Regions from separate parts of the Homo sapiens genome. Here region 1 is linked to region 2. A link is an interaction called in ENCODE POLR2A ChIA-PET data of the cell type or tissue named here. Cell type or tissue: Panc1. All regions are shown on one strand.

Region 1 (4,000 bases), 260 kb after region 2:
TCTTTTCTCAAACACATCTTAGGACTACCATGCATATCAGTCAGTCAGCTACTCTGGAGGTCTGCTGCAAGGATACACACCTTCCATTCCCACCCATCAGATACTTGTCTCCTTTCTCCCCCACTCCAAGACAGCAACCTTCCAGCTCTAGATAAAAAGAGCTAGTCTTTCTTGCATAAGAACAACAAAGACAAAAACCATTTTGGTAGTGTATACTGCAGATTTTAACCAAAACTTCTCTGAAGACCTCTGATTTCCTAAAAAACCTCTTCATCCCAGTGCAGTTGCTCTTTCCTAAATGAGCAACCGCGCATCTGGTCAAATTTGGTGAATATTCTGTGCTCCAGAAACAACTGATTCCATCCCCTTTAATCTCTTCTTCTCTTATATCCATCTCCCTCCTTGTTGTTTCTCTCCATGTTTACAACTAGTTCATTGATTTAAAAACCAATGTAATACACAAGGAAGTATGCACGACAATGTTTAGTGTAGTATGGTTTGCAATATTAAAAAAGGCCATCAGTAAGAAAATAGTTAAAGGATAAACTTGATATACATACTATGCTGCAATTTAAGAAAACTGGTATAGATTTATACGTACTAAAATAAAATAATCTCCAAAACATAGTAAGTGCAAAGATCAATCACAGAATAACATCTGTAGTATATCACTTTTGATTTTTAAAAATTACCCCTAATTCTAAATGTTCATATATATAAATATTCAGTTAAAAATTCTGAAAAGATACTGCTATGGTTTGAATGTTTGTTCCATCCAAAACTCAGGCTGAAGTTTAATTGCCATTGTAACAGTATTAAGAGGTAGGACTCTTTTTTTTTTTTTTTTGGTGACAGGGTCTCACTTCAACACCCAGGTTAGAGTGCAGTGGCATGATCATAGCTCACTGTGGCCTCAGCTTCCCAAGCTCAGGTGATTCTCCCACCTCAGCTTCCAGAGTAGCTGGAACTACAGGCACATGCCACCATGCCCAGCTATTTTGTTGTATTTTTTTGTATTGATAGGGTTTCTTCATGTTGCTCAGGCAGGTTGGTCTCGAACTCCTTACCTCAAGTGATCCACCCACCTCAGCCTCCCAAAGTGCTGAGATTACAGGTGTGAGCCACCACATCCAGCAAGAGTTGGGACTTCTAAGAGGTGTTAGGTCATGTGAGCTTTGCCCTGATGTAAGGGTTAATCCTGTTATCACTGGAGCAGGTTTGTTATAAAAGAGTGAGACGTTTGGTCCCCTTTCCTCTCTCTCTCCCAATCTGTCTATCTCTCTCCCTTTTGCTTTCTGCCATGTGGTGATGCAACAAAAGGACCCTTAACAGATGCCAGCACCTTGATTTTAGATTTCCCAGCCTCCAGAACTGTGAGCCAATAAATTTCAGCTCATGATAAATTACCTAGTCTCAAGTATTCTGTTAGAGCAGCACAAAATGGATTAAGGCAGATATACACCATATTGTATCCATCACTAAGTGGATACTTTCAAGAAAGACAGCAAGACTAAGGAGCATGAAAAAGGACTTTCTCATATTCTGAATTTTAAAAATATTTTATGACATGAATATATTTATCTATTACCTATGTAATAAAACTAGACATTAAGAGAAAAATCTCATGGTAGAAATCTTAGGAAATAGAGAAAAATTAGAGAAAATTAAGAAAAAGCATGCATAATTTCACAAACCAATGGTAGCCACTGTAAAAAAATGTTATTTCATTCTAATACATTTCTACACACATATGCACACAGTGCATTTTTGAAAACATAACTGAGTCTTTTCTAATTGACCTCTTACTCTACAAAATTTGAAATAGCCAAAACAAATTTTTGATTCCTATAAAGAGATAGCACTAGAGCTGGAAGAGATGGCTCATGCCTGTAATCCCTACACTTTGCATGACTGAGGCCAGAGAATTGCTTGAGGCCAGGAGTTTGAGACCAGCCTGGGCAACATAGCAGGACCCATCTCTACAAAATTAATAATAATAATAATAATAATAATAAGCTGGGCATAATGGTGTGTGCCTATTGTCCTTGCTACCCAGAGGCTGAGGCAGGAGGACTGGTTGAGCCCTGGAAGTTCAAGGCTGCAGTAAGCTATGATTGCATTACACTCTACCCAGTGTCAAGGAAAGGAAAGGAAAGGAGGGGAGAGGAGGGGAGAGGAGAGGAGAGGAGAGGAGAGGAGAGGAGAAGGGGAATGGGCAGGGGCAGGGGCAAGGCAAGGAAAGGGGCAGGGGCAGAGGCAAGGGAAGGGGAAAGGGCACTAGGACCTATGAGCCAACATAGGCTATGGCTTCCACTAGTACAACTTAAAACTCAGCTGAAGACATGACACATAGAAAAGGGTTGCTGTGTCTGTACACACACACGTTTCCCATGTTCCCAATCCCAGTCTGTGGTCAGTGAAAGTGAAGATTGCCTCAGAGCCTGCATTATCTCAAGCTACTGACCTAATTGCTAATGCTTTACTCTGGTCTATTTCCTGCATGACCTCAGAATGTGTCAGTGTAAATTCCATAGTAAGACAGTAGTTGCACATTTTGGAGTGTGGATTCTGCTTTGAAACACAAATAAGTGTGATGAACGTGACCCTGGCACTCTGTAGCCCTCAGTTTCCTCAACGCTAAATTGATCACTACAGTTCCTTCTAGTGTAAACAGTCCCACGAAGAATCGTGCTGAATGGATGACTACATAATGGCCTGCTCCTAGAGTTCTTAAATCAATCCTTAAAACTGGCTGCAAAATGACTTCACTCCTTTAACAGTGTGGGACTTGTCTCTGTTCTCCAGAATGCTCACCAGATGGTGAAGAAGTATCTCTCTACCTACCAACATCGTCATATTGCTTCTTGCCACTCGCTACTCAAAAACTGTGAAAAACCTGTGGGAGCAAGTATCAGCTGAAAAGGGTGGCTTTCTCCTTAGGCAAAAGCTACAGGGCAAAACGGGGGCCCCAAACTTCTATCACGTCAAAGACATGAAACAGATGATCCCTAGTTTTGATCTTCTTTGAAGTTTATTAAAAACAAGCTTGAATCTGTACCAATCCTGACAGGTGTGAATGTAAGACTCACAAATGAGAAATGCTAAGCTTTCCTAATGTTCAATTTAATCTTATAGACCATGAAACATGTTATAATTAAAGATCTGAACTATTAATATGAAGGAGATAGCATATATTCTTACCCCAAATATGACTAACTAGGTAAAATCTTCAAAATATAATCATGGCCTGATTATCAGCCATTGTGGAGGAGAATTTTAAAAAGTTCTTCATTGACATCCCAAGTTTATGTTTTAGACACTTCTAATCAAACATGAATAGATTAACTTCAAGTAAAAATTAATAGTCACATTATTGATTATCATGATTGGAAATGTATTTGACCAGAACAATGAGGAAAGAGCATAGAGTCCTGCTATCTTCAAGTATGAATTTACACTTTTAACTGATGTCAAGTCATCCATAGTATGAAAACTCATTTATTTTTATTTGAAAAATTTAAAACCATCAAAATGGATAGTGTGGGAGCCAAATAATATATAAGCAATATTTTATGAGAACTACAAAACTATTAAGAGCAGTAACTAGAATTCGGTTACTGCCGTTCCTTATTTCAGAAGAGAAAGTCAAATGTTTTCTGATATTTAAGAAGTAATAACTTCCTGTTGTTCAGTTATGCTTTCTATAATTATATATGATAAGCAACAGAAAAATAGGTCTGGTTTTGGCTGTAATGTGTATATTCAATTCAATATTAATTTGGACTTTAAATCATTTTGCTATCAAATATTTTGAACCTCATGACCAGGAAGTAATCAGGTAAAAAAAAAAAAGAAAAAAAGTGGGTTTGTTACCTGACCTATCTCTTAAGTTCAAACTTTCTATAGGTATTTTTCTCTACCTTTGTCCATATGGTTATACAATTATCACTAGATGCTTGAATTACTAAATGGTTTTGTATATCTTTTCCTCAAATTTATA
Region 2 (4,000 bases):
AAAAATAAATACAACACACTCAAATACAGGGTGATAGTCTGTGTAACAAACAGAGATATGATTTGTCAGATTACTTATGCCCATATAGAAGGGGATACGGTAGTCTGCGCAGCATATGTACATGGTACATGAACTACCAAAATAAGGTGTGAAGGTTGGCCTGACAAATTATGCTGCAGCACATTATACTGGCCTGCCACTGGCCCACGGGCTTCTCGGTAGGTTTGGCATGGACAGGATCTATGAAGGCCAAGTGGAGATGACTGGAGATTAATGTGATGTGGAAAGCATTGATGGTCAGCCTGGTGCCTTCACCTGCTATTTGGATGTAGGCCTTGCCAGAACCATCACTGGCAATAAAGTTTTTGGGGCCTTGAAGGGAGCTGTTGATAAAGGCTGTTCTGTCCCTCACAGTACCAGATGATTCCCTGCTTGTGATTCTGAAAGCAAGGAATTTAATGCAGAAGCGCATGGGAAACACATCATGGGTCAGAATGATGCAGATTACATGCATTACCTAATGGAAGCAGATGAAGATGCTTACAAGAAACGGTTCTTTCCGTTCATAAAGAACAGCGAAACTTCAGACCTGATGGAGGAGATATACAATAAAGCTCATATTGGCTGGGCACGGTGGCTCACAGTCCCAGCACTTTGGGAGGCTGAGGTGGGTGGATTGCTTGAGCCCAGGAGTTCGAGACCAGCCTGGACAACATGGCAAAACCCTGTTTCTGCAAAAACAATTTATAAAAATTACCCAGGCATGGTGGTGTGCACCTGTTGTTCCAGCTACTCAGGGGGCTGAGGCGGGACGATTGCTTGAGCCCAGGAGGTCGAGGCTGCAGTGAGCCAAGATCATGCCACTGCACTCCAGCCTGGGTGACAGAGCGAGACCTTATCTCAAATAAATAAATAAATAAAACAAAAAAGCTCATGTTGCTATACAAGAGAATCCAAACTATGAGAAGCCCAAGAAAGAAGTTAAAAACAGCAGGTGGAAACATCCCAAAATGTCCCATGCCCAGAAGAAAGATCAGGTAGCTCAAAAGAAGGGAAGCTTCCTCAGACCTCAGGAGCAGGCTCTGAGAGCTAAAACAATGTTCTAGGATGATTTTTCAGACAAAAACAATAAACTTTTTTTATTTTATTATTATTACACTTAGTTACATATGTATACATGTGCCATGCTGGTGTGCTGCACCCATTAACTCGTCATTTAGCATTAGGTATATCTCCTAATGCTATCCCTCCCCCACCCCCCACCCCACAACAGTCCCTAGAGTGTGATGTTCCCCTTCCTGTGTCCATGTGTTCTCATTGTTCAATTCCCACCTGTGAGTGAGAACATGCGGTGTTTGGTTTTTTGTCCTTGCAATAGTTTACTGAGAATGATGATTTCCAATTTCATCCATGTCCCTACAGAGGACATGAACTCATCATTTTTTATGGCTGCATAGTATTCCATGGTGTATATGTGCCACATTTTCTTAATCCAGTCTATCATTGTTGGACATTTGGGTTGGTTCCAAGTCTTTGCTATTGTGAATAGTGTCGCAATAAACATACGTGTGCGTGTGTCTTTATAGCAGCATGATTTATAGTCCTTTGGGTATATACCCTGCAAAAACAATAAACTTATTGGCTAAGCAGGTTTAAAAAAAAAATACCCTGCAGAAGCAAATTATTACATTTATTATCTAAGTTCCAAAATCAAAAGTTGGTTAATTTGTGTCATGAATCATACTGGAGGCTTATTCTAAATTCTAAATATCCTGTTTATAGCAACTTAAAATGCCAGCTCATTGTATTATAATTTTGACATTAATCAACCTGACATTTTTCTTTTATAAAGGTAAGGCATGAACATATTAGCTCTCATGATTCTTTTTTTAAAAAATTATTACTTCTCCCAGATTTCCTAAGCCCCATTTCTTTAGCTCTTTAAGTTGTTACTGTGATAAGGGAAAATATTGTTTTCGTGTGATGTGCTGTAAATAGGTTGGGCAGCCATCTCAGTTTGCCTGAAACGGAGGGGTTTCTCAGGACATGGGACTGTTACTGCTTAAACTGGGAAAGTCTTGGGGAAACCAGGATGGTTGGCTATCCTACTGTAAAGCTATTACATAAGGTGGGGTAAAAGAGGAAAGGAAGAATCAGTAGTGGTATTAATCTCATTAAATACAAAAGAATTATTAGTACACCACTGTTCCCTTGATTTTTGACTCATGCAATCTCTGATGAGTATCTGAAGGGTAAAATTGCACTCAACTAATTAACTCTAAATGTCAGGCATTTGGACATCGTGTTTTTTTTTTCCTTTTGCTACCATCATCATCTGTGGAATGTATTTCTTCTCCTTCATTTTATGCTGTTCTGCTTTCCTCTGATTGTGTCATGCTTCTTCTTTTTCTTTTAGGTCAACTCAAATCAAAACATACTCTTGGGACAATGCCCAAGTTATTCTGGTTGGGAACAAGTGTGACATGGAAGACGAGCGGGTCATCTCAACTGAGCGAGGTCAACATTTAGGAGAACAGCTTGGTAAGAAACAAATTAATAAGTTAAAAAGAAAGATAATTTGCTTATTATATGTAACTCTGTACAGAGTCCGAGCTAATTGTCAGGGTGGAGTTAATGAAATGTTTGTCAATCTAAGAGTGGAAAGCAACATAATCCTCCCTAAGTGGACAATATATTTTCTCCCACTTACTATGGCATCATGAGAGCTCAAGCGCAATTACAGAAGCAAAAATGATACTCAGAATTTTGGTCTTAGTACAAGGTATTTAAATTCTTATTCCATGAGAAACACAGGTTATGCCTTGTCCGTTATTTTTGGTTTTTTTCCCCCATACTCTATTTTGCATTCAGTGAGCTCTTTATTTTATTGTGTGATTATTGTTCTCAAGTTTCCATTGGAGGAGGATAATGGCACAGAATAGGTCACATCCTAGATTCTGATTCTAGTGACATCACTGATAAGCCATGTTACTGTTACAAATCCTTTTGAGACTTAGTCACCCCATCTCTCCAGAATGAGTATCATAGCCCGTGCCTATTTAACCAAGTCCTTGTAGATAAGATCAAATGAGATAATAGATATGAGAAAGTTTCAGAAATGGCAAAGCCATTTCAAACACAAAACATTGTATCTAAAGAGAAAAATGCTGGAGTGAGAAGGGTAGAGATTTAATACAAAGGAGGGATTGATGATTGATGATTGATTGATTGAGCCAAGAAATTTTTACTGGGTACTCGTTGTATGCTTTATATTATGCCAAACATCATGGGGTATACAAAAAAGTAATTCACAGTCCCTAGGCTCAAGTTGCTCCCAATCGAGTGGACACTGAAGACTGGAGATATACATAAGGAAGCAGAAATACAAGTCAACAAAAACAGGTCAATGAGGAGATAAGCTGCAAGGCAGATGCCAACAGGAAAGCAACAGGGAGAGGGAGGCAGACACAGGAAGGGGAAAAACATTGCCGGAAGGAGATGTAGGAGTGGAGTGTGATGGGAGGAAGATAAAGAGCAATGCAGAGAGGGCCCCCGGGGAGATCAGGTGTGGAAATGAATACACCAAGAGGAAGAGATGAGTGATGAGGGGAGATGGAGATCATATGGGTGAAATGGCAAGATACAGCTTGAATGGTCTCTGAAGGAGAGTAGAATTTGCAACTACAAAGGAGATGAGGCATTATGAGTAAAGGGCACAGTCATGCATGGACATTGAGATGAGCATAAGGTGAGAGGACAGTGAATAGAAAAGTGAGAACCTAGCAGAAAGTTGCAGAACTGAGTTGTGGATTTGGGGAACAACTCCAGTCCTAGAGGTGAAGGAGTTGGAATTCTTTTTGTTTTTTGTTTGTTTTTGGTAGACCACTGAGAATATTGAGGCATTCTTAGCAAAGAAGAGTTTGACTTTTAACCTTTTTGGCCAGGACCTGCAGTAAGAAATACTTTCAATTTAGCAACCCAATACATACATATATAAAAC

Evidence for each region. Peaks named below come from ENCODE experiments on the same cell type or tissue, not always from the same donor. Only the 100,000 strongest peaks of a DNase experiment are listed, where the experiment ranks them.
Region 1: POLR2A ChIA-PET joins it to region 2 with 7 read pairs; 2 of 35 experiments call an interaction of 5 or more read pairs at or near these places.

The regions. Positions count from the first base shown.
Region 1 is chr5:59,077,679-59,081,678 of GRCh38, forward strand. All of the region lies in intron 5 of PDE4D (phosphodiesterase 4D), which reads right to left. Among named protein-coding and RNA genes, the nearest start is that of PDE4D-AS1, 40 kb to the left of the region's middle. In Panc1, no CTCF peak of the experiment used is centred here; a DNase peak (open chromatin) is centred at 2,493.
Region 2 is chr5:58,822,622-58,826,621 of GRCh38, forward strand. RAB3C (RAB3C, member RAS oncogene family) reads left to right here. Exons shown (of 5, transcript NM_138453.4): 4 at 2,417-2,541. It also overlaps the pseudogene RPL5P15. Among named protein-coding and RNA genes, the nearest start is that of PDE4D-AS1, 220 kb to the right of the region's middle. In Panc1, no CTCF peak of the experiment used is centred here; no DNase peak of the experiment used is centred here.